2 separate regions of the Homo sapiens genome follow, and region 2 is linked to region 1. Evidence: read pairs that join two places in POLR2A ChIA-PET (ENCODE). Cell type or tissue: OCI-LY7. All regions are shown on one strand. Each heading gives the region's core, and the rest is flanking DNA. Links, peaks and the distances in the headings are about the cores only.

Region 1 (15,619 bases), core at 4,991-9,990:
TGGAAGATCCCAGGAGGAAGGTGATAAACAAATGGAAGGTAGACTTGAGTGTAGCTTTCTTCTGAAATGGGAAGAGAGTAGAAGTAAAAGCAGAAAAGAAAAATGAGGCTGTTGCTTATAAAACTTGAAAACGTTTAAAAGATTGGGTAGTAGTTAGAGTCTGAGTAACTAACATTTTAATAAATAATAGAATCTATAACCAATTGTGTACTTTTTTATTTTAAAAAATTTTTTTAATAGAAATGGGGTTTTGCTCCATTGCCTAGGCTTGAGTGCAGTGACACAATCATGGCTCACTGCAGCCTAAACCTCCTGGGCTCAAGTGATCCTCCCATTTCAGCATCCCAAGTAGCTAGGAGTACAGCTGCATGCCACCGCACCTGGCTAATTTTTAAATTTTTTGTAGAGATGGTAGTCTCACTGTGTTGCCCAGGCTGGTCTTGAACTCCAGACCTCAGGTAATCCTCCCACCTCAGCCTCCCAAAATGCTGAGATTACAGGTGTGAGCCACCCTGTCCAGCCTGTTAACATATTTTTAATAGATGTTTTTGAGTTATTAAATACCCATACCCTGCAGCATTGTGGATATTTTATGTTTTCTCACTCAGTGTCACTGATTGGTTCTTTATAGTCTCTGAATTAAATATATTTTCAAAGTAGCATGTTTTCTACCAAGCGAGGTATTTTATTGTTATTTAATTATTGACATCCTTGAAATAAGAGTGGCTTTGTATTTAAGAGGTATATGAGGGAACACAGCTGAAAAACAAGAGCATTTTTGTTAGAAATATATTGGGGATAGGTGCTGGGGTGGGAGGGAGACTCACTAAGCCAGCAATTTTCAAAAGTTACAGTAGTATATATAAAATTTGAAGTTAATTGAGAATAACTAGAGAATGAAACCTTCTGAATAATAATAGAGATAGTTTTGGGAGGCAGGAAGGGAATGTCTTTGGTTGCGATAATGTTTATTGCTTTGATCTAAGTGCTGATTACATGGGTGTATTTCTGTCTTAAAAGTCATTGAGACTGGGCACCGTGGCTTATGTCTGTAATCCCAGCACTTTGGGAGGCCAAGGCGGGTGGATCATTTGAGGTCAGGAGTTCAAGACCAGCCTGCCCAACATGGTGAAATCCTGTCTCTACTAAAAATATAAAAATTAGCCGGCTGTGGTGGTGGACACCTGTAATCCCAGCTACTCAGGAGGCTGAGGCAGGAGAATCGCTTGAACCCTGGAAATGGAGGTTGCAGTGAGCCGAGATCACGCCACTGCACTCCAGCCTGGGTTACGAGTGAGACTCCGCCTCAAAAAAACAAAAAAGAAAAAAGTCATTGAGCTGTATAAAATATAAATAAAACTTAATGTTTATACATTTTGCTGTATGTAAATTATATCTCAATTCTTAATGCAGGAAAAAGCACACTCCTAATGGGTACTTCAGACTGGGATTTTTAAAAAATTTCTGTTTTGTTTACTAAGTGTACTGGATATACGTCTAGTATCATCTTTAATGTTACTTTAAAAATATTCTTTAAAGTGATACCACTGGAAGAAAAACTAGCCAATTTATTTCACTTATAACTGTCATGAGCTGAAATTTCCCAACACTGACCTCTGTTTCAGATTCCTGCTGTTGCCTCTGCACTATTAGTTGGTGTCAGCAGGGGGTTAGCAGCACTCAATTTAACCTTGCTATTTGTATTCTGTTTTGAATTTTTTTCTTTTCTCATTTAACTTCCTTACATGGATTCTCCATTTTAAAGATTGTGCATGCACCATGGGGTCTGTACAGTGAAAGACTGTAGTACAGATAAGCATACAATAGAAGCACATTTAAAGATAATGTGAAGCTGCTTTTCTTTTTTTTCTTGAATAGAGGCATTGCTGTGAAAATCATTAAACAAGAGAAAAATTAAGCCTACTCATGCTGTTATTTTTCCGTTAAGATTATAGACCAGTTTAAAATATATAAGAACTATATAGATATGGATTAATTATACATTTTATGTCCATTTAGAGGGGCATCTCTGTGACTGTTGTGCTTGTAGCTAGCCATGGACAGAGACTTATTGGACCAGAAGTACTTCTTTTGTCTCTCCCACATTAAAATTTTAGAATCTGTTATGACTGAGACCACATCCACTATTCTTATTTCAATGTGCCCCCTCTCATTGATCCCTCTACTCCCTTCTTGGACCTTTTATCTTATAAATGCTGGGACCTTCCTATTCAAAGCAGTCTTCTACAGCAGGATAGGAAGTCATGGGTAATTAAAGAGGGGCCTCTAAACTCCAGACCCTTCCTCCTCAACTCCCCATGGAAACTGTCTCCCCTGAACAGTGCTTTGTAGAATCCTAGTGAACTTAAAGACTCACTACTCTTATGAGTGGTCTTTATCTTTCTCTGAGTGGGTTCTAAGTAAAACACCAGGTTGGTGGAAATGGAAAGGAAGGACGGCTGGCTCAAATTCTGGAGATACTATATGAAAAGGAATAATGAGACACTCACTGTCCTGTGGGGTAAGCAGGAAGGAAAGCCTAGCTTCCCATTCCACAGCCTCCAATTCCATTCATTTCCAGCCACTGCTTTGTACAGCTCCAGCACACTCCTCTCCTGGTCTGTAGTTCAAGATTCCACTAGTTTCATCTCCAGGTGCCAAAGACACTCTGCTTGGTGCCTAAGACACCAAAGTGAAAACAACAGCCATGGAAAACACTTCCAGTTAAGTTGAGGGAGACCGAGATTTCACTATGTATAGCAGGGAGACTTGCATTCCTGTTAGCTCAAACAGATTCTGAAGGCATTTCTCCAGAGATGCCTTGCTTAGGTGAATGGGGAGTGTAATAACCCAGGTATTGTATTTTAATATTATAATAGTCTACTCTTATGCTAGGGTGACATACATCCTGGCTTGTACTGGATGTATGTCACCATCCTGGCATAATTGTTGTTAGTAAATTGCTTCCCCTTTTATTCCCCAGAAGTTTGGATGGTAAATTATATGGTCACTATACACATAACAAAAATGGACTTCTCAGTCCATGGGAATTGTGTAACAAAAGCCCCAAATGTAAACATATGTCATTAAGTAAAGTTAAAATGATAGTGATGGTGTTTAAAAATATCGTAAATGCAAATGTTTATTAAATGTTCTAAAAATCAAAACAAAAAACCTCTTTTGTCAGGGATTCTTGTTACTATGATATAATTCCTACAGGATGCTTAATAGCACTGCCCACACAATGGATGTGAAATAACCACCTAATATTTTAAAATATTAAGTCAAAATATAATGGTATAAAATCTTTATAATAGAATACTTAAACGTTTCAATTAGGAATTTCAGCTTAATAAAATTACATGTTTAAATTTGTCGTATTCCCAGCTCTTTTAAATTAAAGAACCAATCATGGGCCTTCATTTTGAACATTGTTTTAAAATCATGTTAAATGTAGAAAACAAATAATGATTAAAAACAGAGATATTGGTTTTAGGAGATAAGTGTTTCACATTTATTATTTACCTTTTTTAAAAGACAGATTATGTAAATTATTCTTCAAATTTAAATGTATAGGTATAAAATTGAATAAATAAAACAAGTTTTAGTAAGAAAACTATTTTCAGACTTAATACTAACCAACTATTGCTAATATACTATAAAATGCTACTTAGGCAGGTTATAGACTCCAATTATTATAGTTAATGGCCTCAGTGGCCTCACCTTGCCTTAATCTAGGACATAAAGCATGCAGAACTCGTAATTTAATTATCACCTGTTAATATTGGCTCTAAATTCATGTCTCCCCTTTCGGGATGAAACTGCAGTGATGAGCCAATTAAAAATCATTATCTTCCTACTGAAAACACCAGCCTGCTAACTACACCACAGTATACAAATCTGCTGAGACTTTCAAGAAGAAACTTACTGCCTCTTACCTTTAGGGAGTGCTGAATTAAATTATTTTCGGCCATTTATAATTCTAATATTTTGTTTTAATTATTTATTTTTTTGAGATAGGGCCTGTGTTGCCCATGCTAGTCTCAAACTCCTGATCTCATGCAATCCTTCTGTCTCAGGCTCCCAAGTAACTGGGATTACAGGTGCTCACAAATCTAATTTTTCACATCTCTAGATTATATGAAGATTGTATTTTTTAATTATTACATACCTTAAAAGCCATGAGAGAAGTGGAGAGTTATGTTATTCTATAGTAATAAATGGCAGAAATGAAATCTGTGCTTTTATTCGTATTTACATATCATGAGATATAAAAAAAAAATCAGAGAATGTGGTGCTATAAAAGGGTTGTTAGCTTATAAAATCCCATTGATATGTACTAGAGAAATGTGCAGTTGATTTACAGGAATTTATTAGAAACTTTGCTCTTTGTGTACTCTCCTGACATTGTGTACTCTTGTACTGAAATCTAATTTTATAATTGACCCATGGGAATCAAACTCTGGAAAATTGATTTGTGCTAACCAAACTCACAAGAGATTGATTTATAAACTAGTAAATCACTTTTTAACTTACTATGAGAATGCTACCTGATCCAAAAACCTGAAAAATTTATGGTGTGTTTTTGAGTTTTCGCTACTCTCAGTTCAGGCACTATAGTGAATAAAGAGGTGAAAAACACTTAGTCCTCATCCTCAATGAATTTATAATCTGGCGAGAAGACTTGGACAGCAATACATAGAGTACAAGTCAGACTACAATAAATGAGTGAGTGATATGTTGTGGTTAAATGTTTAGTAGAGGTTTTTTGTTTCTGCTAGGCATACTCTTGTAGTTGGGAAACCAAATTATACTTCAGTGGATATGTTTTAAGAGATATTTCTTTCAAGCCATTATTGGATAATAAATTAACTTTCCCTTTTCTCTGCATGTTTCTATATAAAGAATCAGGACCAACAGCCCATAATTAGGACACCTTTGCTCTTGAATATGCTCTAGACACTACAAAATTTTTTAAACCCTTAACAAGTGCAGATACATGAAAAGTTCACTCTTGTTGCAGTTATTACACCAGAATCTTTCCTTCTGTACTGTAGATTAATTCTAAAGTTAGTGCATAAGGCAAAAATTAAATTATATGTAGCCAAAGTGCTCTAAAAATTTCATAAATGGCTTATAGAATACATACTGGTTTTGTAAAACTGCTCAGTAATATACAAGTATAATGTTTGGTAAATCATGATATATAATAAAGCATACATAATCCAAACAATTTTAAAGTATTCTAATTGCAGTATTTTAAAGGAGTTGTTTATACAAAGGAATCTTAATAAATTAAATGTATGTGCCATGTATATCCTCTGTCATCATACTCAAGTTTGTAGTTTTCTTCCATTGAGTAGATTTCAGGTGGGCCACTATCTAACAGTATATATTGGGATACTTACCTGTTAAAATACAAGATAGATTGTGTTGCTTTTGAGGAGCTTTTCTATAGCCAGCCTGTTTTAGACTTTTTGCGTGGATTTGTTTTGTGTGGTAGAAGTAAGGAGATGATCAAGGTATGATTTCATGAATCACATAGTTTATTGCCATACAAAGAGAATTTTTTCCTTAGGTTCCTAGTGCGTAAAGAAGGGGAGAATAACGTGAACAGATCTCACAGGGAGTATACTTGATAGGTAAGATACGTGAACCACAAAGTGAGTAAGTTCCAAAATTATTAAAGGCGTTGCCCAATTAGGATGGAAGCCGTCTTCTGTGGAAAATAGTCTAATTAAAGATTGAGGTGTACCTTTTTACAACCTTTGTACCATAGAGGTCAAGCCTATAGAGAAACTGGCTTGACCAATACAGTGGAGATCTGTTACCACAGGTAAGGTCCCTCAAGGCTGAGGGTGGTGCCAGTAGTGGCAGGCAAGGCTTCAGAGATTAGCTGGAATGATGTTGCCCTGTGGCAATGTCACAGCATGTCCTCTTGGTCTTTGGAGAACATGTAGCTTGCCACAGTCTGAACTCTCAAAGTGTCTGTCAAACTCTTAGTTTTATATGTATTTTGAAGTCCAGTAGTTGAGGTCAGCAACTCACATATGAGTTCTGATAAGGTGTGATGTGACATTCGCAAGGGGAGGGGTACCACTGTCACATTCTCTAGGGGATGAGGGAGAAAACACTCCAGCTTCTTCTTATAGCAGAACATAAATCATTCACATAGCAAACTATGTAAGTGTTTGGAATCATTTCACAGCAACATAACAGGATTCTTACTAGTCTCAGGCATCCTTCCTAGATTTGGATGTTAGTCATACTTTTCTCTAATTACTATATTCACCCAAACATACATGCAGCTGACTGGCATTGGGTCCGTGTTCTGTTTCTGACCATGGATAGCTTACCAACCTACAAGGAAATCAAGCCCCTGACTTGGCTGTTATTTGCACTGTACTCCATCAGCTGAGCCTCAGAACTCATCTACCTGAAAAAGTGATAAAATTGTCTCATTTAGCAAGCACACTGAAGCAAGACTAGCTGTGTTCAGCCTGCATCTAAAAGTGTGTTACTCTGTGACTTGGCTCACTGTAATAGTAATTTTGAGGTAATTATTAATGATAGTGTTTATGGTACTAACTGGTGCCTGATCATTTTCACAATAAGGTTGGTATTATTTCCATTTTTAGGAGATCAAAGTTTGCAGGATTTGCAAAAGCCTTGATTTGAAAGCCAGTGGCAGAGCCAGGCCAGAATGATGGTTTTCCCCATCTAAAGTCAGTCAGTGGTCTGCTTATCTATGAGATCATGGCCATTATACCAAATATTGGGAGGACCTGGTGAAAGATGCTTTTAGGATCTGGCATCGAAAATGTAGAGCTCATGCTCTGGAATCCAAGAGTTGTAAGAATTTCCCTGTTCTCCTTAAGGGCTGGGTGACTTTCAGCAAGTTACTTTAAACTTTTCAAGCCTCAGTTTATCCCCCTTAGGGATTTTCTGATAGTTAAATGAAATAATAGGTAAAGTGCTTAGCACAGAACCTGATATATGATAAGAGCTTAGTAAATATTATTTGTTTTTTAATCTTGATATTTAGAATTTCAAGTTTTCAACAGCTTTTATGTACATCTCTTATGTACATGTGTATTGCCAAATGAAAGCCTGTTTTTCTTCCTAAAAATGACTAGATATTATATAACTCTATAGGTAATGTTCTTATGAGGGCACACATAATCACCACCACTCACAATACCTAGTTTTGGAATCTTAATTATTCCTTCCATAATATTTTCTTAATCTGCTATAATGTGAGATATATGACTACAGCTGAGAGATATTAAAAGCAGAACAGGAAACCACAGAAGTTTCTTAAAATAAAAATACAAACTGAGCTCAGAAACATGATTTTTATATACATATCTGAAAAAGAAATGTAGCCAGTGAGCAGAATATACTCAAAGCCAACCACAAATAAGCAGTAAAAAAAAAAAAAAAAAAAAAAAATACTGCAGTTTATTTTAAAATTGTACACATCTTGCTTTCATTAGAGTATATAGGAATTTCATTATAAAATACATTTTTAAAAATTTAAAGGTACATATGTGCTTTGACTGAATAATTCTGTGATGTTGATTATACTCTAAAGTATACATGTGAAGCTAGAGTTGAATATGAGGTGCTGCCTTGTTCTTCCAGACTGTAATAGCGTGTATGCTATGTGGCCAAACCCTGTCCTCTGCAGAGACCAGCAAGTCAAACCCATGTTTCTCAGAGCTTGGTTACATGAGCTCTTGGTAGCACATGTACCTATATGTAAAATATTTATAGATAGCTCTCAATTTTTAAAAAGTAATGTACAGTAAATTTTATGATCACCTTCTAATTGCAAGTGAATTGGCTTCTGTTTTTGAATTGACAGCTTCCCTTTGAAATTCATTTACTTATGCTTTTTTAAAAAGTGTGTTGATTTTAAAAATCAGCATGAAAACTAGTATGAGGATAGGGAGAAAGTACAAATGTTACACTCAGCTGACTGAAGTTTTGGGGACTCTGAACTAAACAGAACTGTATAGTTGATATTTTAACTTAAAATATTACCTGTTTGGCCTACCTAATTTTTACTTGAGAGAAAAATAACATTAATACCTATTTTCTTTGTCAAATCTCTATAACACCCTTTAATTACTACATTTTTAGTAGCAGTGATTTGCTGACATTTGTGCAACCCCTATGTTGTGATCCATATACTTCTCAGTGACTGAAGTATTTTCTTTAAAATTAGTCCTGCTATATGTTTATGTAAATCTTTGGGAGAGGGATTTCTTTTCAAAATGCTGTTTGACTGTCTTGTGAGATTGAATGTCTGTGATCAAAGTACTGAAAAATTTAAAATACATAATTATGAAGTAGCTCCTCACATCTGAAGAAATGTTCCACAGAGATTCCACCATGTTTCTTCAAGATTATGTATTTATTTATTTTTTTATTTTATTTTTTTTTATTATACTTTAAGTTTTAGGGTACATGTGCACATTGTGCAGGTTAGTTACATATGTATACATGTGCCATGCTGGTGCGCTGCACCCACTAACTCGTCATCTAGCATTAGGTATATCCCCCGATGCTATCCCTCCCCCCTCCCCCGACCCCACAACAGTCCCCAGAGTATGATATTCCCCTTCCTGTGTCCATGTGATCTCATTGTTCAATTCCCACCTATGAGTGAGAATATGCGGTGTTTGGTTTTTTGTTCTTGCGATAGTTTACTGAGAATGATGATTTCCAGTTTCATCCATGTCCCTACAAAGGACATGAACTCATCATTTTTTATGGCTGCATAGTATTCCATGGTGTATATGTGCCACATTTTCTTAATCCAGTCTATCATTGTTGGACATTTGGGTTGGTTCCAAGATTATGTATTTATTGAGTTCTAATTTTCTCTCGGACATGGTACTAAGACATGGTGTGATGGGAGAGAGAGATGTTAGAAAGACACCTCTCTGAGGAGGTGACCTTTACGTTGAAATTCTGAAGAAAGTAGGGCAGGTAAGCTCTAAGTAGAAGGAAAATATGCAAAGACCTAGGGCAGAAAGGAGTTTGGTCCGTTAGACAAACTCAGAGTAATCCTGTGCAGTGGGAGCTTAGTGAATGAAGGGAAGAGAAGTGAGAGATAAGTTTGGAAAAGTGAGAAGGAATCAGTGGGGCAGTCTTTCTCCCAGATACTGTCACTTTATCATAAATTAACTTAGTGAAACTACACTAGAGCTAAAACTGTTACTTTACCTTGAATATAAAGGGAGAAAATGCTAAGAACATTTGATTACTGTAAAAAAAAAAAAAAAAAACCCTGAAATTGCGAACTTCTCTATTGGAAATTTAAAAAAAATCATTTTGTTGAAATTGCTATACTCTTGTGGTAGTGACTAACCATCACTACCATCCCATTTCTTCTTTATTAAAAAAAAAATTATTTTTCTAGAGACAGGGTCTTGCTCTGTCACTCAGGCAGGAGGGCAGTGGTGCAGTCCTAGCTCACTGCAGCCTGGAGCTCTAGGGCTCAAGCGATTTTTCTGAGCAGCTAGGACTACAGGCACATGCCGTGACTACAGGCGTGTGCCGCTATGCCCAGCTGATTTTTAAATTTTTTGTAGAGACTAGGTTTTGCTATGTTGCTCAGGCTGGTCTTGAACTCTTTGCCTCAAGTGATCCTCCCGCCTCCACCTGCCAGTGCTGGGATTATAGACGTGAGCCACCGGTGCCCAGCCTCACTTTCTTCTTTAGCAGGCCTCCCTGCCCTATACCTTCTGCTCATATTTAATGCATAGGCCCTACAGTCAGATGAAATCTTCCTGGGAATTGATTTCCCTGACCTTAATTTTCTATAGTCCTGTTTTTACCTTTCGTGTTCTGTGCCCAGCTCTGTTGGAATGCTTATGCACCTACTATCAGTGACTTTGATCTGGCTGGAGGGGTTCTAAGTCCATATGCTCCCCCTTGATTTAGAATTGGATTCTCTAGTACTCTGTATTTCAGGTACAGTGTAGGTTAAGTGATTTTTTTTTGAGCTGCCATGAGATTTAAGCACTTTATGTAAAACAATTTAATTAGGTAAGTGAATTCCAAGCTCTAAGCACTAAGGTAGGTAGACCAAGTTTTGAAACATAACTAGTTTATAATTTGGGAACCGTTTGAGTTAAACTGTATTTTCATCTTCAGTAGTCTTGTTCTGTGCCTCATTGTTAGGGTCCACAGTATTGCCATTGATAGTGTTGTTAATGAATAGAATCTTCATGCCTCCTGTTCTCCTGACTGGAAAGGGCACTTTATTTAATTCTTCTTTTCTAATGAAGACTTTTAGATAATCTTCTTATAAATCTGCCTTTTGATATTTTTTGTTTTTATTTTCCCACAGTATACACAATCTGAAGATCATATTTTCATCTGTCTTGTATAGGCTTAGAATAAAGTTAAGGTATAGATTAGCTCTGGATTCAAATCAGATGGTCAGGTAAGATCTCTTTCTGGGAAACTGTGGTAAGAATGTGTAGAAAAATATTCCTGGCAACAAAGTTAGAAAAACTATCCAAAATTCCAATAAATCTATAATTTTCACTGTCCATGGAGAAGAAAAAAATGTCATTTGATCATATGGCATTAGTTTATGAAGTGTCTCAGAAGAAGGTAAGTTATGGGTATTTTTTCAAGTATGTATAGGATTTAATTTGTTTAGGAAAAAGCACTCTAAGGTAATGGGTGTGTGTTAGTCATTCTGTAAGAGCTCCGCATTATTACTCTGCTGGACCTGTCTGCCAGTACCCCGGCTAGCTGAAATTCAGGCACATGGAGCATCACTTATCCCCCTGAATTATGTTAATATTAGGAAGGGACAAATTACTTAATAAAAGATACTGTATAACATTTTATGAATATCATTTAGAAGTAACTGCTGATAACTTTTTCTGTCAATGAGAATTACTGTTCTTTATAATTGTGAGTCTCAAATTTTATCTATGTTGACTTAGATGAAAATAAAGGAGTTTTCTTGTTTGGGCATGGTGTTGATTATGTTAACAATATATTGTTAGATGCTGTTTCCCAGTGTTTGAGGCTGCTTTGCCCCGGAGAGTGGAGAAGGATGTAGACTGAGAAGGTGGGAGGCGGAATGGCTGCTTACTGTGGGGTCTCACAAAATTCTGTTAGTTGGTCTTCATGATCTAAAGATTCTTCTCCATTCCCCCGCTACTTTCCCATCCAGGGGATTATTCTCGCAACCCACTTTTTAAAACAGTTGTTTCAATTTGAGAAGTTGTTAATTTTACTTATGATTGTCAGTTTATGATTATTTTATTAGGTATATTTTATGAAATATCAACAAACTAAGGTGATTTACACTACTCTTCATAATTACGAATACTTTAATTTTTTTTTTTTTTTTTTTTTGAGACGAAGTCTCGCTCTGTAGCCCAGGCTGGAGTGCAGTGGCGCAATCTCGGCTCACCGCAGCCACCACCTATCGGGTTCAAGCGATTCTCCTGCCTCAGCCTCCAGAGTAGCTGGGATTACAGGTGTGTGCTACTGCACCTGGCTAATTTTTGTATTTTTAGTACAGAGGGGGTTTTACCATGTTGGCCAGGCTGGTCTTGAACTCCCAACCTCGGGTAATCCGCCCACCTCAGCCTCCGAAAGTGCTAGGATTATGGGGATAAGCCACCGTGCCCGGCCTTACTTTAAAATCTTAAACACTGGTTTTACTATATGAGCGTATTAATGGCATATTTGGGAGAGAAGTTGATATTCATATTTTAAAATAACTCCAAATTTTTATCTTGAGCGAAGTAGTATTCACTATACATAATTTATTATTTTACATTTTCTATTCCTAACCAAATTAGACATTTTAAAAAACTCTGAAAAATCACAGCTTTGCTTGTGGACTCCATTTTGTGTAGATAATTAAGATCCATGGTTTGAATACCATTTAGGCTTATCAATACAAGGAAATATTACTCCTTAAACAAATAACTGTTGTAAGATTGTGTCTTTTTCTGTAGTTTCTTAATACATTTAAAAACATGTGCAAAGGACCAGACATGAAGGGAATGACAGTTTTTAAAAATCAAATTGTGAAAAGGTTAGTTTTTTTTTTGTACCAAGGAGGTAAGAGTCAGGAGGAATAAACAGGTGTAAACTGTAAAGAGCATTGTAATGTACGTTAAGGAGCTTTAACTGAAGTCTAAGAAGAGTAGTTGAACACTTTTAATAAGAGTAACATTTTCCAGTTGAGTTTTAGGAAGTACTGGCAGAAATTGAATAATGAGTTTAAAGGAAGAAAAGTAAAAGTAGGAAGAACAGTTAGAATGTTACTGTATTAATGTGGGTGATAATTGATTGGATGTTGTTGTAGGGGTCAGGGACTCAGGGTTTTAACTTAGTCCATGTGTGGATAACACAGTTTTTTTTTTCTTTTTTGAAGTATATTGCAGTATAAATTCAGCTGTGGACATACTGGATTTAAGTTGTCTAAGACTGATGTAGAAATGTTCAGTGAGCAGTTGAACACATACATTAGCAAACCTTGAGGAAAATCTGGCTTGGGAATATAGATTTGGAATCTAGCAAATGATGATTAAATTTAGAGAAGTAGACGAAATCAACAACTATATAGAATGAAATAGAAGCCGATTGACTTTTAAGAGATGAGCATTTTATCCCCCTTTTTTTTTTTCTGTTTAACTGGTAAGCATTGCAGTGGCACTGCATACCTTTTTCAATGCAGATGTATATTATTTTAGGCATATTATGGATTAAATTGGCATCTGTCGGCCACTCTGTAAACCTAATTATTATTTATTTATTTGGAAAAGATACTGAGGTTTTTTTTGTTTTGTTTTGTTTTACAAGTGTTGGGGTGTAACTTGCTTGTAAATTTGGAGCCTGGCAATATCTGAAAATATATTTTCTTCTAGAGCCCTGCTTAGCTCAGTTTTTCCCTTTCTCTGAAGCTTGATGATATATACTTAATGCTGTAGAACTTTTAAACTAAGTTATTCTTTGTTATTGTACCAATATGATTTTTTTTTAGGCTGCTGAATAGGGAAATAGTATATCCATCAATGAAATGCATTATTTCTTTAAAAAAAAAAAAGGAAAAATTTCAGTTTCATGCCATATAAAACTATTAATAAATTAACCTCACAATTTATCTAAGCCCTTAACGTGCTCAAAGTGATGGTTTGTGTTTTGTTTTGTTTTGTATTTTTGGAGATTGCTCTGTGTCCTGGGCTGGGGTACAGTGATGCAACCATAGCTCACTGTAACCTTAAACTCCTGGGCTCAAGCAATCCTTCCACCTTAGCCACCAAAGTGGTTAGAACTACAGGCATGCACCACCACACCCAGCTAAGTTTTTTGTTTGTTTTTGGAGACAGGGTCTCACTGTGTCACCCAGACTGGAGTATAGTGTCACGAGCATGGCTCACTACAGCCTCGACCTCCTGGGCTCAACCAGTCCTCCTGCCTCAGCCTCCCGAGTAGCTGGGACTACAAGGCATGTTCTGCCACACCCAGCTAATTTTTGTATTTTCTGTAGAGTTGGGGTTTCTCCATGTTTCCCAGGCTGGTCTCCAACTCCTGGTCTCAAGCAGTCTTGCCACCCCAGCCTTCAAAAGTGCTGGGATTACAGGTGTGAGCCACTGCGCCTGACCTTGAAGTCTTACACTAAAAAAGGGAGCAACATTTCTACCCTGGAAAATTTGCTCTTTGGACATTTGATGTAATTTTTATTCTTATTTATTTATTTTTGAGATGGACTCTCACTCTGTCACCCAGGCTGGAGTGCAGTGGTGCGATCTTGGCTCACTGCAACCTCCACCTCTGGGGTTCAAGCAATTCTCTTGCTTCAGCCTCCCGAGTAGCTGGGACTACAGGCACATGCCAGCACGCCTGGCTAATTTTTGTATTTTTATTAGAGACGGGGTTTCACCATATTGGCCAGGCTGGTCTTGAACTCCTGACCTCGTGATCCGCCCACCTCGGCGTCCAAAAGTGCTGGGATTACAGGCGTGAGCCACCACACCTGGCCCCTGGATGTAATTTTTAAAACCAGACTCATTTCAAATTCTGTCTTAGTGTAATTTAGATTTTTGTGTCTTGACAATAATGAAAAATATTTCTTCTTTTTTTTTCTTTTTGAGATAGAGTCTCACTTTGTTGCCCAGTCTGATTGCGGTGGCATGATCTCAGCTCACTGCAACCTCCATCCCCCAGGTTCAAGTGATTCTCCTGCCTCAGCCTCCCAAGTAGCTGGGACCACGGGCGCACACTACCACACCTGGCCAATGAAAAATACTTCTAATGATGGTTGTTAACTGCTTTAAAGAAATAATTTAATACTTTTTATGATGTTTGTATTACATTGTCCTTTGATTTGAGTTGCAACTGTTATTTACACCTTCTTTCCCTGTTTGCAAGCGATTGTTTTAGGATCATGTTCTTTTCAGTGGTTTTGCTGTAAAGGAATCACTTCATTTCTGATTATTGCATTTACAAAAATGATTGTTTCTTGTCTTCCTTGAACTGTGTTTTATCATTTGATGCTGTGATTCACTGTGCTCCTAAAACATTTCCATCTGCCTGTTTTGTGATCTTTCTATTTTAGATCACCATGCCACAGCTGCTTGGATAGCCTTCTGTCACCTATTTTCAATAGTGTCATATAGCATCCCGCATGGTTTCAAGGATGGTAAATTGGCTAGACTCCAGGGCTTGCTCTGTAATCCTGCCTTGTCTGTTAATGTCAGGTGTATCTCACAGCTGATGCTGATGAAACTGCTTAAAGAAATCAGATATGATCTTTAGCAGAGCCAAATCTCATTTCCATATGTGGGTTTAAGTTCTGTTTTGATCAGCTTCTTGAGGGCAGAGTCCTCAAAGTCCTACATCATGGAATGCAAGATTGTGTGGTAGAGACAAAAGTCGTAGTAATTTAGAAAAACCATCAGCTTCTTGTACTGGCTTCTCACAGATTGTTGCACTTGAGCACATTACATCTGTATGCTGGATGAATAGGAAGTTTTTCAATAAAGGAGGACATTCCAAAAATAGGTAACAGCTTAGCCTGATACATAAGTGGTAGCTGCTATTATTGTCATCATTTTGTTTTTATTATTATGATTGTGAGAACTGGATAAATTGGGAAGGAAAGTAAAACAAACTAAATTTTTTCAACTTATTTGATGCAAAGCTAGTTCTAAAATCGAATAGAATTACAAACATTTATTAGTGTGGATCATGTCTGAATGCTCAGGCTATTTATCTCTTTAACACTATTTCATATAAGTAGTTGTCTTTAATAATTGTAGAATGTCTTAGCCTGTTTGGAATGCCGTAACAAAATACCATAAACTGGGTGGCTTATAAACAACAGAAATTTCTTTCTCATTTTTCTGGAGGCTGGGAAGTCCAAGATTGAGGCACTGGCAGATTTGGTGTCTAGTGAGGGTCCCCTTCCTTGTTTATAGAACAGCACCCTCTCCGTGGCTCCTCACAGGGTGGAAGGGGCAACCAAGCTGCCTCAAGCTTCTTTTCTAAGGGATCCTGACCTCATTACCTCCCAAAGGCCCCACCTCCGAATGCAATCAGGTTGGGGGTTAAGATCTCAACATATGAA
Region 2 (15,619 bases), core at 6,183-11,182, 53 kb before region 1:
TCCAAGAGCGAGGGCCCGGAGGTGGAAACCTTAGAAATTTACCTGGTTCTCTGTGCTACTGCACCTGAGCTGCCACCGAAACCACAAGACAAAGTCCTTCCCACTCTTCCTTCCCCTTACCCCAGGCAGAGGAGTCTCTCCCTGGTCCATTGTCACCACAGGCCCACAGGGAGTACTGCTAGGCTACCTCCAGTGCTCACCTAAGGCCAAGGGCTCTTCACTTAGCTTGTGGTGAATGCTGCCACACTTGCAATTCCCCCCGTAGGGCAGTGGTCTCCCCTCTGCCCCAGGACAGGGCCAGAAATGCTGTCCAAGAGCCAAGGCCTACAACTGGCGACCCCAAGAGCCCACTTGGTGCTTTTCTCTATTGTGGCCGGGCACAAGACAAAGTACCCTTAATCTTTCTTCTACTTTTCTCAAGCAGAAGGAGTCTCTCCCATAGCCACCACAGCTGGGAATGTTCTGGGTCATACCTAATGGTGGCACGCCTCAGAGTCTCGCTCAAGGCCCACGGCATGTACTACCTTGGCTACTGCTGCTGATCATTTAGGGCCTAAGCGCTCTTAAGTCAGCAGGTGATGAATCCTGACAGGACTGGGTGCTTCTCTTCAAGGCAGTGGGCTCACTTCTGACCCAGGATATGTCTAGAAATGTCATCCAGGGAATTAGGGCCTGGAATGGGGACCTCAGGACTCTCTCTGGTGCCCTATCCTCCTGTGACTGAGCTGGTATCCAAGTTATAAGTCAAAGTCCTCTTTACTGGTGCCTTTCCTCTCCTCAAGAAGAAGGAAAGGGCCACTTTTGTTGCTGTGAGCTGTGCTGCCTGGAGTTGGGTAAGCATGGTGCATACGCTCCTTTAGCCTCCTTGGCTGGTGTGTCACTAGGTCATGTGTCCCCCCAAATGTGCTGGCTCTGAGCCCAGCACGGCACTAGGACTTGCCTAGGAATTGTTGTCCTTGTGGCCTAGACAGCCTTTCAAGTTAATTTAGAACTGTGGGGGTAAAGCTTGTGAAAGTTCCAGGCTACTGGTATGGGCAGTTCCCCTGTGGCTAGTGCTGGTCTCAATGCCTTCTTCATGGGCATCACCTGAGTTCTGCCCAGCATTGCTTTCTGCTGTGACAGGGCATCAGTGAGTTCCAATGCAAAGCCCACAGTTGGTGTGCTCTCCGTCCCCCAAGTGCACAGATTGTCTCTCCGCACCATGCAGTCTCTGCTGGTGGATGGGGAGGTGTATTAGTCTGTTTTCACACTGCTGATAATAACATACCGGAGACCGGGTGATTTATACAGGATAAAGGGTTAATTGGACTTACAGTTCCGCATGGCTGGGAAGCCTCACAATCAATGGTGGAAGGCAAGGAGGAGTAAGTCACATTTTAACTTGAATGGCAGCAGACAGAGAGAGCTTGTGCAGGGAAACTCCTCATTGTAAACCCATCAGGTCTTATGAGACTTACTCACTATCATGAGAACAGCACGAGAAAGACCTGCCCCCATGACTCAATTACCTCCTACCGGGTCTCTCCCACGACATGTGGGAATTCAAAATGAGATTTGGGTGGGGACACAGCCAAACCGTATCAGGAGGGGTGATGTCTGCAATTCAAGACCCTCTTTCTTACCCTTTTCAGTGCCTCTTTCAGCAATATGAAGTTAAAACCAGGTACTGTGATCGCTCACCTGATTTTTAGTTCTTATGAAGGTGCTTTTTTGTGTAGATAGTTGTTAAATTTGGTGTTCCTGTAGGGACGACAATCAGTGGAGCTTCTATTTGGCCATCTTGTTCTGACTCCCTCTTATCTAGGTTTTAAAAAACAAGTTTCCTCCCTACTTTTTGATTCTAATGGATAATTCCAAGCTTCTCTAGTGTGTTTAATGGTTTTTTTAAAAAGGTATTTATTTATGACAGGGTTTTAAAAAAATTTTTTTTATTAATGAATGAATGACAGGGTCTTGCTCTGTCTCCCAGGCTGGAGTGCAGTGGTGTGATCACAGCTTACTGCAGCCTCAGCCTCCCAGGCTCAAGTGATTCTTCCACCTGAGCCTCCTGAGTAGCTGGGACTACCAGCAACACAGCTAACCTTTCATTAAATGGAAGCCAATAGCAAATCAGATTATACAATTAGCACTAAAGTTGCTATTTAATCAATATATATTTTAAGAAATATATTCATCAATAGGTTATAACTTGAAAGTGTTTATTAGAGAAACAATGTATTGGTCCATTTTCATGTTGCTGATAAAGACATACCCAAGACTGGGTTATTTATAAAGAAAAAGAGGTTTAATGGACTCACAGTTCCACGTGGCTGGGGAAGCCTCACAATCATGGCAGAAGGCAAAAGGCACGTCTATGTGGTGGCAGGCATGAGAGAAAATGAGAGCCAAGTGAAAGGGGAAACCCCTTATAAAAACATCAGATCTGGTGAGACTTTTACTTACCACTTATTCACTACCACGAGAACAGTATGGGGGAAACTGCCCCCATGATTCAATTACCTCCCACCAGGTCCCTCCCACAACATATGGGAATTATGGGAGTTAGCATTCAAGATGAAATTTGGGTGGGGACACAGCCAAACCATATCAAACACTTCCCAAAATTTACAAGCAAGAAAGAGTTAAAATTGGAAATATATCTGTGTAAATAACAATCTGCCTATACATTGTCTTATAAATTAATTTCTCTTTACATAGTTTTGAGTATTATTTTAAGATTGCATCTTTTCCAGTGTTCCTTTTGTCAAAAAATGTTTTCATGAGGAAGGAGAATGTTGTGTGTTTAAGAAGCCAATGTATATTAAATTGAGAGAAACTGAGAGTCTTTTACTTTTACTTTATAGGCAGTAAAGTATTTACAAACCATGACTGCTTATTTAAAACCGTAAGCCAAATTTGTATTGTAGTTAATCCAAATTGATCCTGTTAAGTGAAATTGGTTAAAATCTGGTTTTATAAACTTTTTAATTTTATAAAATAAACAGGAAGGAATTGTGTTTATTTATTTATTAATTTATTCATTACTCTCTTGCTGATGTTCTCTTCGGTCTGAAATGGACCTGGCTGTTCTTCTAAAACTTAACATTCTTAGTGAGAACAGTTATAGGTGAACAAAATCTCCTTTAATGTTTTAGCTTCTACCTCTGTGAAAATGTTGTGTGTGTTAGCTTCAGTAATACGCTATGTTTTGTTTTCATTTTATAGTTTATATAGTGTTGATTGTGTGCCAGATACTATTCTGATTTCTTTTATTTGTATTAACAAATTTAATTCTTACAACAATCCTGTGACCAAAAGCTATCCTTCTCTACCAGGCATGGTGGCTCACGCCTGTAATCTCAGCAGGCAGATCATTTGAGGTCAGGAGTTCAAGACCAGCCTGACCAACATTGTGAAATCCCGTCTCTACTAAAAATACAAAAAAATTAGCTGGATGTGGTGGCAGGGGCCTATAGTCCTAGCTACTTTTGAGGCTGAGGCAGGAGAATTGCTTGAACCTGGGAGGCAGAGGTTGCAGTGAGTGGAGATCGCACCACTGCACTCCAGCCTGGGCAACAGAGCAAGGCTCTTTGTCAAAAAAAAGAACAACAAAAAACAAAAAACAAAAAAAAACCCAAAAAACCAAAAAACAACTATCCTCTTGTTGACAGATGGTTCTTCTCTGGCATCAAGGCTGATAGCTGTGTCATGGAACATAGCTGAGATCCCTAAGATCTGGCTAGCATTGGTAGTTTTTCCCCAGTGGTGGACTTAGAGAATAGTTTTCTTTCAAGAAGGAGACTTGTCACACACCCACTGCAGCCACCATATGTGAAAGTCTCCTGCCCATGGGAAAGCCAGGCTTTACTTGAGTGATTACAGTGCCTAGTGTAAAGGTACCCATGTAGAAAGCTGGGGGTTGTCATAGTCATCTTTCTCCCCTTAGTTTCTCACATTCAGTCGCAGGTACTACTGTTCTTTCAACAGTGTTTCACTTTATTAGTCCCTTCTTCCCTGTGTCCATTGAAGGAGTTCAAGTTGTTATTATCTCCAACTGGATGTGCTTAAGCAGTAGCCCCTGTTCTTCTTTCCTCTTATATATTACTCCACTCTAATTCTTTGCAAGTTGTAGGCTTGAATAGCCTTTTTCTTTCTTAGTAATGACTTTATTAAGATATAATTCACATACCATACACTTCATTCAAATTGAATAATTCAGTTGGTACATGCACAGAGGTGTGCAACCATCATTCTGGAAAGAAATCCTGTATTTTTTAATAGCAGTCACCCCAGCCCTAGGCATCTGCTAATCTACTTTGCCTCTATAGATTTGTCTGTTCTGGGCATTTCATATAAAAATAGAATCGTCTTTTAGTTAACATAATGTTTTAAAGGTTCACTGTACAGAAAGGTTACGTATTTGGCCTGGGTTCAGCCAAGGGCTTGTAGCACAGAACATCCCTCTGATTGTTCCTCGGAAGCTGCGACCTTGGATTTGTGTATAGTCTGGACTACTAGGGATTATTGTGGCTTTAGCTGGACTCTTTGATTAATCCACCCCGGCATCCCCCATCTCCTGTTAAGCTTTTGACTAGTCTGTGTCTATTGGTATCATACTCAGCTGTTTGTCTCCACTAATTCCTAACAGTATTAGTTTCCTAGGGCTGCTGTAACAAATTACCATAATCTGGGTGGCTTAAAACAACAGAAGTTAGTGCCTCACAGTTCTGAGAACTGGAAGTCTAAAATCAAGTGTCTGCAGGGCCATTCTCCTTCAGAAACCTTTAGGGAAGAATCTTACCTAACTGGTCTGGTGTTTGCCAGCAGCCGTTGGCCATTCCTTGGCTTGTATCTGCATCACTGCAATCTCTGCCTTTGTATTTACACAGCATTTTTTCTCATGTGTCTGTGTCTTTACATGGTGTTCGCCCCTATATGTGTATGCCCAAATTTTCCTCCTCTTACAAGGATATCAGTCATACTGGTTTAGGGTCGACTCTGATTAACTTACAGATTTGGGAAGGGGATTAGGACTTCAACTTTTTTGGGAGGGGCTGGCACAATTCAGTCCATAAAGAGCTTGTTCTTTACCAGCTGTGCCACTTGGATCTACCCTGCAGAGCAGGACCTGTGTGTATACTTGTTTGTGAAGACGATAGAAACTGATGTTGCCATCCAACTCCCGGCATCTAGTAGGGAGAGTCAGAGTGGCAAAACAGGCATTGCCTGGCTGCCGCTACTACCTACTTGGTACAGGTCTTCTGTAGCATGGAGCTTTGGGAAGCAGTATCTGCTGATGTTCACCAGCTGCTAAATCTCCTAGGAATAGCTCTTCTACTCCTGGGACCTACAGGAGATGAGAGCTGCTACTCAACTGACCCCACTAGAATAGCTCTTCCATAACACAGAGTTGTGGGGGAATGGGGGTAGTCTCTTATCTCGAATGCCATGGCTTCCCACTATTATGACTGAATTTCGATAGATTTTGTTGAATGAATGTTTTACAATTTGTTGTAAGCCCTCTGATCAATCTCCAGAGACTGAATCATTGTCTTTGCTAATTTTTGCTGGTTTAATAAGTGTTGGAGAGAAGAGATTTATCCAAGCTCTTTATACTCCCATTCTAGAAGTCTAGCCCCTTGAACCGTTTTTAAAAGCACCACCTTCCAGTGTAGAGATTGGGATGACATATAATTCATCAGGTAATTTATGCCGTAAGAGAATGATTCACATTAGTGTCAATGTTATTTTTCAACATACTCAACTGCTGTAAAGTTTTATAATCCTTTGTCATAAAAATAGAAATTATTTTAAAGTTTAATAGCCTGCTTTTTGTACCATAAACAAAACATAGAAGAAAAACTTAAGTGGTTAGAGAAGAATGCTAATAACCTTTCATTCAATGAGTGAAATTATTCTTGAAATATTTAGTAAGTTATATAACCAAAGTCTTCCTTTAGCTGGAAGCTGGAATTTTTCATAGTGAACTTAATAGTGCATCTCTTTCATGAGTATTTATTTGATGTAAATGTCACCATCTGGGCTGCAAATTTTCTCTTATTCAGTTAGTTGAAAGGGTCGGTAGGATACCTTTAAAACTTTAAAAAACTTTAAATACATTTAGTGCCTGCACTTAATAATTTGTATCTAAGCTGAGTTCAAGATGTCTAAAACTGGAAGCTATGAGAAATTTCTGTTTTTCCTCCCAGTCTAACATACTGTTTTTTGGACAGAATCCCCATGTGACTTGATTAATGATAAGGAATAATCACAAAGTATTTTAAAAATTATTTTCTGTAAAGCTTCATAGTCTATATCTTAAGATGGTAACTATCTCTGTGTATATGTTCATTTATTTTAATAATGCTTTTATTATTTTAGAGATGGTTTGAACCTTATATTTTGTTTAGTCCACCCTCATCATTTTGATGAAGTAATTAAGTCCAGAGAGCATGTAACTTCGTAAGCTTTACAGTCTAAGGTTACATATATAACTCTAAAGGAAAGAACAAAAACCATAATACTTCCAAAAATCCCTGAAGCAGTGCGTAGTATTTTTTCAGAAAGCTTTCATAAATACAGTGTATTTTCTCTATAATTTAATATTATCATTATTTTGTCTAGCATTAATTTGGTATCTATAATAAATAATTGATTTTAGCCTTAACTTAGCTGTAGAGTCCTAAGGATTATATATTTATATATTTTTTCTATTAGACAGGCATTTTCTTGTCTCCTTTCACAACATACGTGGTTCAGTAAAACATAAAATCACTTGTCAATAGTTAGTATTAATATAAATATATAATATCGTGTCTATACATTTCACTTAATTTTTGAATCCATGAATTAGGAATTATCTAGATTTATTAGGCTTAAACAAATAATTATTTGCTTTGTTTTGTGCTGTACTGTTGATAAAGAAGCTGTCTATATGTTATTATATTTGATCCTCACAACCACCTTATGAAGGTAGGTTGGACAGCTTTTATTATTTCTGTTTTATTGATGAAGAATCAGGTTTGGTGTTTAAGTAAATTGCCTACATTTTATAACTTTAATAATTTGCTCCTATAGTTACCCATTTATTTTTATGTTACTGGTTAGTCATGGTAGTACTTACTGTCTTGTTTCTTCTAGGGAATACAAAAGTCTTGATTTTTATTCTAGACGATTTAAGAAGACCAATTTGGGTCATTTGGCATGACCCCAGGGCTAGCTCAGGTGTAAGTAATACGGGGTGAGCATCCCAAATTCGAAAATTCAAAACACTTTGTAATTCACAACTTTTTCAGCACCAACATAACACTGAAAGGAAATGCTCATTCAATTCTCAATTGGATTTTTGGATTTTGGATGCCCACTAGGTAGGTATAATGCACATATTTCAAAATCTGAAAAAATAAAATATCCAAAACACTTCTGGGGTTAAGCATTTCAGATAAGGGCTATTCAACTTGTGTAAGTTAAACTTCTCTGAATGCCAGGATTCCTTTTTTTCCCTTTTAGCAAACTCCTGTCCTTATTTTAGTTTTAGTTCAATGTCACCTTCTCTGTGAAGGCTGCCGTTTTTCACAGGATGCAGAAATCTCTTATTCCCCTGTGCTTTCTCATAGCACTTTTGTACTTGCCTCACTTGGTACAAGTATTATTTGTTCATGCCATGATTGATTATTGAGCTCCTTGAAGACAAAAGTTGTGATATACCTCTTCACTTCTCCATGGCCTTGAATTAACCATAATGGAGCTCAGTAAATGTTTTTAAAGTAAATGAATGAACAAATGGTACATGCTTGATGTGTGTCTGTAAACTGTATAAGCCAAACATTGTGTACTCCCTGTTTCTGGAATAACTGTGCAATGCTAAACATTTCTTTGACTACTTACTATATGATGTCTGCTGGTTTTTGCTGCATAAATATTCTGATATCTTCAGTTGGTGCTTAGCCAGTTTATTCCTGTTCCACTGCATCACTTATGATTATTTGGGACCTGGATGAAGCAGTTTCATTGTAATGTTGTATTAGTTGAATCTGTGATTTTATAAAATACGAATTAAATTTCTTATAAAATGAAGTTTGTCACTCATATTTGTCTAAATTTGTTTAAAAATAAAAATCCTAGCTAAACTCTTGCCTATCCCAGAAATGAATTTAAGGACCGTATTCCTTATGAATTATGAAGGGAATTTAAAAGGGAAGCATCCAGGAAGGTGTAATTAGTGTCTGGTAAACTGGCTCTTGTGTTTTCTCTGCCTTTCCTCTCTTTCTTTTACCAGCTACCTGTAGACCATTTCCCTGTTTATTAGCTGCAGTACCAGAAGGTGGAATAGGAAATGAAGTTTACATCCTTCAGTTTTGTTATTTGTTAGCTGATTTCTTAAATTTTAGGTGTGAAGAACTATAAAAAAGTTAGGTTGTTTGTGCTGCATCCTTATTATTTTTTGTATCCTGTTATCACAGGCATTGATGACTTATGTATAATTGAGTAAAGCTGCAGGAAAGAAAAGCACTTAGGAAATGCCTCTTCAGATTTTCAAGATCTTTTCACACCTCTCTTGGAGAAAAGAATTTAAAAAAAAAAAACCTAAATGGATTCTAATTATTTTCTTTATCTGTGGTATTTTGTTTTGTTAAATAGTGTGTTATATAATGAATAGTGGAATTGGGTTCAGTTGTGAATTACAGGAAGTGACACATATGATAAAGATTGTGGTTTTATGTCTGTTCAACAAACCACAGTGGAACTGAAATGAAACTATAAATATTTTAACTACACCAATTGCTTTCTGCCGCCAAGCAGGACTAGTCCTAATGAAAACTAGATAAGCTGATACAAAGTTGTTGAGAAGCAGTACAGAATATAGGTCCTTATGTACCATCAGGAAACTTTAGCAGTTTTGAATCTTCTAGGCACACATTACTTTTGATCAGTAAGAAACAATTATTAGGTTATTTTACTCTTTTAAGAATTGAAGTAGCCACAATAAAGCTATTGTGTGTTTTTTTTTCCTTTGGGACAAGGATTTAGATTTAATAATAAAATGTGTTTTGTATAGTAAATATTCATGAAACAATTGAAAAGCAAATAAAAACATTCAATTTGTGTACTCTTTTCACAATTTACATACTAATCTGAGGCTGGGCTGGAGGAGAAATATATTCCCACATTATTCACTTACCAGGAGTATACCATACTTTCAGAAGCTTTTTCTTGACTAGTGATGACTCTTAAGATTTTACTGTTAGGATTTGAACACTTGTAGGTCCTTTAGTATACAGAAAACATTAGATATATTTAATGGGATAGCATAAGTAATTTCCATTCTCATTCTTTTCTTGAGTTTTAAAGTCTAAACCCATAGACTTACACACTTAGTCTTTGTCCACTAGTCAGAATGTTTACACTTTGCTAAGTAGTTATGAACGTCCTCTCCGGTGTATTTGTTTCATTTTTCACCATGTGAGGCTTGACTGCTTAGTTTGTGTGAGAGAATGTGCTACTGTGAGAAATATAATAGTGAATATCTAACCCCTCCGTATCACTGACCTTCGGTCTAGTAGAGGAGAGACCATTATAAAAATAACTAGGGAGCCCTTATATCCTAACTTCTCTTATCCTGGCAAAATTATCAATATCACCCTTTTTCACTTTCCAGTGTTGTGGTTTGGGTGATGAGTGATATAGTCACACTGTGAGTAATGAGGGGAAAGAACAAATATTTTTAACCTGATACTTTTTCTGAATTCATGTTTAGGTGGTAGAGGATACCATTTGATTCTTGGAGACTCCCAAATATAATTTTCTGTCTCATTTTGACTTCTTGTAGATACATGCTTTGTAATCTTTTATTTTTATTTATTTATTTTTGAGGTGGAGTCTTGCTTTCTCGCCCAGGCTGGAGTGCAGTGGCGCGATCTTGGCTCACTGCAACCTCCACCCCTGGGGTTCAAGTGATTCTCTTGCCTCAGCCTCCCGAGTAGCTGGGATTACAGGCGCCTGCCACCAAGCCTGGCTAATTTTGTATTTTTAGTGGAAACGGTGTTTCACCATTTTGGCCAGGCTGTTCTCGAGCTACTGACTTCAGGTGATCTGCCTGCCTTGGCCTCCCAAAGTGCTGGGATTATAGGCTTGAGCCACCGTGCCTGGCCATCTGTAATCTTTTAAAAAGGAAGAGAAGGGTACCAATTATCTGGCTTTTCAAGATTTTTCAAAACATTTTTTGAAAAATTTCTGAGTTTTTGGAATTAACCCTTTGAGCAGCTGCTGAGATTTTTATGTTCTTAAATTGGTTAGATTAAAAGAAACATTTAAGATGTGTCTGTCCCTTGCCTTTTTCTAAATAATTTATGATTAATGTCACATATCCTATACAAAAAAAAGTATGAGGTTGTATGTAGTTTTGACTTGAGATTTTCCAGAAGTCTTTTAATGGCACATAAAGGTTTTTTGTTTGTTTGTTTTTGTTTTATACTTTAAGTTCTTGGGTACATGTGCACAACGTGCAGGTTTGTTATATATGTGTACATGTCCCATGTTGGTGCGCTGCACCCATTAACTCGTCATTTACATTAGGTATATCTCCTAATGCTGTCCCTCCCCACTCCCCCCACCCCACCACAGGCCCTGGTGTGGGATGTTCCCCACCCTGTGTCCAAGTGTTCTTATTGTTCAATTCCTACCTATGAGTGAGAACATGCGATGTTTGGTTTTCTGTCCTTGCGATAGTTTGCTGAGAATGATGGTTTCCAGCTTCATCCATGTCCCTGCAAAGGACATGAACTCATCCTTTTTTATGGCTGCATGGTATTCCGTGGTGTTTATGTGCCACATTTTCTTAATCCAGTCTGTCATTGTTGGACATTTGGGTTGGTTCCAAGTCTTTGCTATTGTGAATAGTGCTGCAATAAACATACATGTGCATATGTCTTTATAGCAGCATGATTTATAATCCTTTGGATATATACCCAGTAATGGAATGGCTGGGTCAAATAGTACTTCTAGTTCTAGGTCCTTGAGGAATCACCACACTGTCTTCCACAATGGTTGAACTAGTTTACAGTCCCACCAACAGTGTAAAAGTGTTCCTATTTCTCCACATCCTCTCCAGCACCTGTTGTTTCCTGACTTTTTAATGATCGCCATTCTAACTGGTGTGAGATGATATCTCATTGTGGTTTTGATTTGCATTTCTCTGATGGTAATGGCACATAAAGTTTAATCTGCAATACGGAATCTGATATACCACCCCTTTCCTCTCACCATCATCTACTCTATTTTACTAACATGAAACTCCTTAAGCAGCCTTTTAACTAGGACAAATACTTGTATCAACCAATACAGAAAGATTATTTATTGTTCTTATAGGCAGGTTTGTTTGTGGCTGCAGTTAGTATTAGACTGTCACTTGGGATGTTATTCTGGAATTGCTTTTTCTAATTCTTTCAGTGAAGGTATGTGACTCGTTCTCTTTTTTCCTTTTGCAAAGCAAAGGCTCGACAAAATTTTATAGACTGGTGAAACATTTTGCAGGTCTGAAAAAAGTGTTGTAAACCTGCTCATGAGGTTCAGACAAAACTTCTGTGCATAAATTAGGAGTTGGTGTTGTCTAGGAGTTTGTGAAGATTAAGTTTTTCAGGGTTCTGATTTCATGAAATGTCATTCTAGATTTCTGTCAATCTCAATTATAGGATGATAGAAGTATGCTGATTTCTCGCTTAATAATTATGTAGTATTTGCAATAAGTATACAATAAGAACTTATGTACTTATTGTACATATTATATGCAGTATACAATAAGTATACTTATGTTGTCTTATTACCATAAACAGAGCAGTGGTCATGATATATAAATACTGAGGAAATCAAATGTTTTCTTTTTTTGTGATCTAATATGAAAATCAATGCAACATTTCTGGATAATTTGCGACAATAAAAAAGAAAAGAAATATGAGGCATGCAGTAATCTTGACAAGCAAATTTCCTAATTTGCAAAATAAAAAATTACATTAGATAATCTCTAAAAAGAACCTTCTATCTCTGTGTCATCTTTGAATCTATAAAATACAGTTGGTCCCTGACTTACAATGGTTAGATTTAAATTTTTTTGACTTTATGATGGTGCAAAAGTGATAAACATTCAGTAGAAAATGTACTTCAGTGTGGTATTCAGTGAGTTACAGGAAATGTTCAACATTTTATTTAAAATAAGCTTTGTGTTAGATTGTGCCATATTTTGCCCAACTGTAGGCTAATGTAAGTATTCAAGCATGTTTAAGATAGGCTAGGGTAAAGCTATGATGTTTTAGTAGGTTAGGTATATAAATGCATTTTTGACTTTGGATATTTTCAGTTTATGATGGCTTTATTGGGATGTAACACCATTGTAAGTTTAGTCACATCTGTAGATTCATTTAGCTAAAATGCCGTAATCTCTCTCTCTCTTTTTTTTTTTTTGTTTTGAGACGGAGTCTCGCTCTGTCGCCCACGCTAAGTGCAGTGGCGCGATCTTGACTCATTGCAACCTCTGCCTCCTAGATTCAAGCGATTCTCCTGCCTCAGCCTCCTGAGTAGCTGGGATTACAGGTGCCCGCCACCATGCCCGGCTGATTTTTATATTTTTTGTAGAGACGGGGTTTCACCATGTTGGCCAAGCTGGTCTCGAACGCCTGACCTCAAATGATCCGCCCACCTCGGTCTCCCAAATTGCTGGGATTACAGGCATGAGCCATCGTGCCCGGCCTAAAATGCCTTAATCTCGATAGGCTTTTTGCACATGCACTATTTAAATTGAGTACAATACTCAATACTTACGCCCTTGCCCCCTTCTCCCTGGATCTTATTTGCTAAAGTAGACATTGATTTCTCTTGAAAATGTAACAAAATTTTTGTTGAACATTTTAGTGTTTAGTGAAAAGATGAGAATTCTCAGACATGAATTTTTTATTTGATAATAGGAAACTGTAGTTATAGGGGAAAGTCAGTATTTTGAAAAGGCAAACCAAATAGGCAAATATTTATGGAGTTTCTAACACAAGCAAGGCTCCCTCTGTCAGAATGGACATCAGGAAATGTCCACTGAGTGAACATTCAATAAATTTTATCAGTTGCTGTGGGGGATAAAATTATATATAATTTTCGCTTTATAGTTTGTTTTGAATGTTCTGGAAACAGTTAAAAGTAAATGAGTGTTTATATTTTGCCGAAGTATCAAGACAGAATAGTAGGCAGACAGTTGGTATTTAGGCAGGCAAAAGGGCAGATTCTCTGCCAAATGGTTGTAAATGAATTGACGCAAGGAATTTAAATATTAAGCTTTGATGAGAGATTGTTAAATTTTCTCAATATTATTGTTTCCATTGGTATGCAAGCTAATTAGATACAACAACTAATTGGAGCCGGTGGCTCAGACTGGCTTGCCACCATTGGCACACACACTGGATGGCGGCACAGTTGTTCTGATTGTTGGCTAGGAAGTCTTCCATCAAGGCTTAGCTGTAGTCTTATCTGCAAATTCCTCCTGGTCTTCTCTGGAGAACGTTGCCGTACATGGGTCTTTGGAAACAAGGAATTTCCCAGGAAATCCCCACCATCTTTACTGTCTGTGATATTAATACAATTTGTACTCTTCCCTTTTAAAATATTTTAGTGATCTTAAAACTTGACCACTCTGGAAGAATGGAGAAGTTCTGTATTTGGCAAGAATAAAAAGTATTACAAAGCATCCTGCTTCTGCATTAAGTGGTAGTTTACAACAAAGCTGCTGATCTTAATTGTGCATTTAAAAAAACAGGAATCTTGTTAAAAATTTTTATTTCTGTGATGCTACCCCATACATTTTAGTACAGTAGGCATGGGATAAAAGAAACACTCGAGAAGCTAGCCTTTCCTCAGCTTTCCTAGAATGGAGACTGCCTCCTAAAATATTCAGAAGTCAGAAATTATTTTAAAACTAAAGTGTTAATGAGCAAATTTAAATAAAGTTGGTCTGTAAATATGTACTTCAGAGCTGAACTTAGTACCCTCTTTTCACAGCTCTAAATGTAATACTTTCAATTACATGAACTCATTAGTCTCTATTAGCATACTTCCAGGCTTTAGAAATAAAGACTTTGAAAGAGCTCTTCTCTTATTTTATTGTATGGAAGTAAACATTGAAAAATAAAGAATCCTTACAAAAGTAAACTTAGTCTACGTTGCTGGCAGAATACATTTATTCTATAGGAGGTAGGTGACAGCTGTTTTTAAAACTTTGACACATAAGTACAAGAAAGATTAGAATCCTGTGGTCCACATTATATATTGAATAGTACACGAATTACAAGGAGGAATGATTTGGGTGTCCCCTAATTGAGTCACTTGAATTTGGATAAGGCAGAGTGCTTTCCCTGGAGGTGTATGGAGAGAATTCACATGACCCCTTCATTGTCCAGCAGCTTTATGCATCAAGATTGGACTAGAAAAAATGTGGGATGAATGAATTTAGGATTCTAAAATGCTCCAGACTTTTCAGTTCTTTTTGTTTGCATAGTTGCATTCTAAGAACAGATCGAATTACTATCCTAGGCTCAGAAAACACATTTGAGGTTAGTTTTGTCCAAAGAGCATATTTAGTCTTCCTTAATAAAAGTATATAAGAAAGGATTTATTGTTATTAAAAAAGATTAGAATGAAACTGTTAAGCTACTTAATTTTTTCTAATTATCTTTTATGATTCTGTAATACCTAGGTAGTTTATGCATATAATTAATATATTAGTTGACTATTCTTGCTTTTTTCTTTTTTAAAAAAATTAATGTTTGCATGGAATATCTTTTTCTCTTCATTTTCTTTCAACCTATTTATGTATTACTTTGGATTTTAAAAGTAAATCAAAGCGAAGTTCACATCTTAAATGTTCTCATGAAGTTCTTTTGAATTTTTTCCATTAGTGTCAGAATACATGTTTGGGTAAGTGGCACAAACACTTTTAAAATGTAGAAAATGGAATATTGGTACAAAGCAGAGTAGAAACAGCTTGATTCAATAAGTCAGTCTTTAAGTCATTAAACAGATATTTGTTCAGTACCTGATAGGTGCCAGGTTTAGGTGCATTGTTTAGGTGCCAGAGAGATAGTAATGAACCAAACAAAGAAAACAAAGTACTGCCAACCTGGAGTTTACATTGTAGTGGAGGAAGAAGAAAATGAACAAATAAACTATATCATATGTCAAAATGTAATAAATACTTTGGAGCAAAGTCAAGCTGGGAAGAGAGCAGAGAGATAGCTGTCAATGGATGGGGGCAGGGAGGGGGGTAAGGTGGTGATTTCAGATAGGGTGATCAGAGAAGACCTCTCTGACAAAGTGACACAAAGACCATAAGATGGTGAGGAGGGGACAAGGTGTGCTAATTTGTCTGGTAGAAGAGTGTCTGAGGTAGAAAAGGGCATGCTGACATGTTAGAGGGACCAGTGGGAGATTAGAGTGACTGGAGAGGAGTGAGCCATGGAAAGAGTGGGAGGAGATGAGAGAGAGGAAGTAGGGGATTGAGCCATGATGAATCCCGTAGGATATGGTAAAGACTTTGGTTTATGTGAGATGAGAAATCACTAAGGGTTTTGAACAGAGTAGTCACATGATTTAGCTTACATTTCTAAAG

What was found. Peaks named below come from ENCODE experiments on the same cell type or tissue, not always from the same donor. Only the 100,000 strongest peaks of a DNase experiment are listed, where the experiment ranks them.
Region 2: POLR2A ChIA-PET joins it to region 1 with 10 read pairs; 2 of 35 experiments call an interaction of 5 or more read pairs at or near these places.

Annotation. Positions count from the first base shown.
Region 1 is chr3:23,370,809-23,386,427 of GRCh38, forward strand. All of the region lies in intron 3 of UBE2E2 (ubiquitin conjugating enzyme E2 E2), which reads left to right. Among named protein-coding and RNA genes, the nearest start is that of UBE2E2, 180 kb to the left of the region's middle. In OCI-LY7, for the core only: no CTCF peak of the experiment used is centred there; DNase peaks (open chromatin) are centred at 7,343 and 7,693; H3K4me3 peaks cover 2,030 bases; H3K27ac peaks cover 3,161 bases.
Region 2 is chr3:23,316,241-23,331,859 of GRCh38, forward strand. The region is part of intron 3 of UBE2E2 (ubiquitin conjugating enzyme E2 E2); the gene reads left to right. Among named protein-coding and RNA genes, the nearest start is that of UBE2E2, 120 kb to the left of the region's middle. RefSeq lists an enhancer at 3,817-3,946. In OCI-LY7, for the core only: no CTCF peak of the experiment used is centred there; DNase peaks (open chromatin) are centred at 8,731 and 9,471; H3K4me3 peaks cover 1,655 bases; H3K27ac peaks cover 2,771 bases.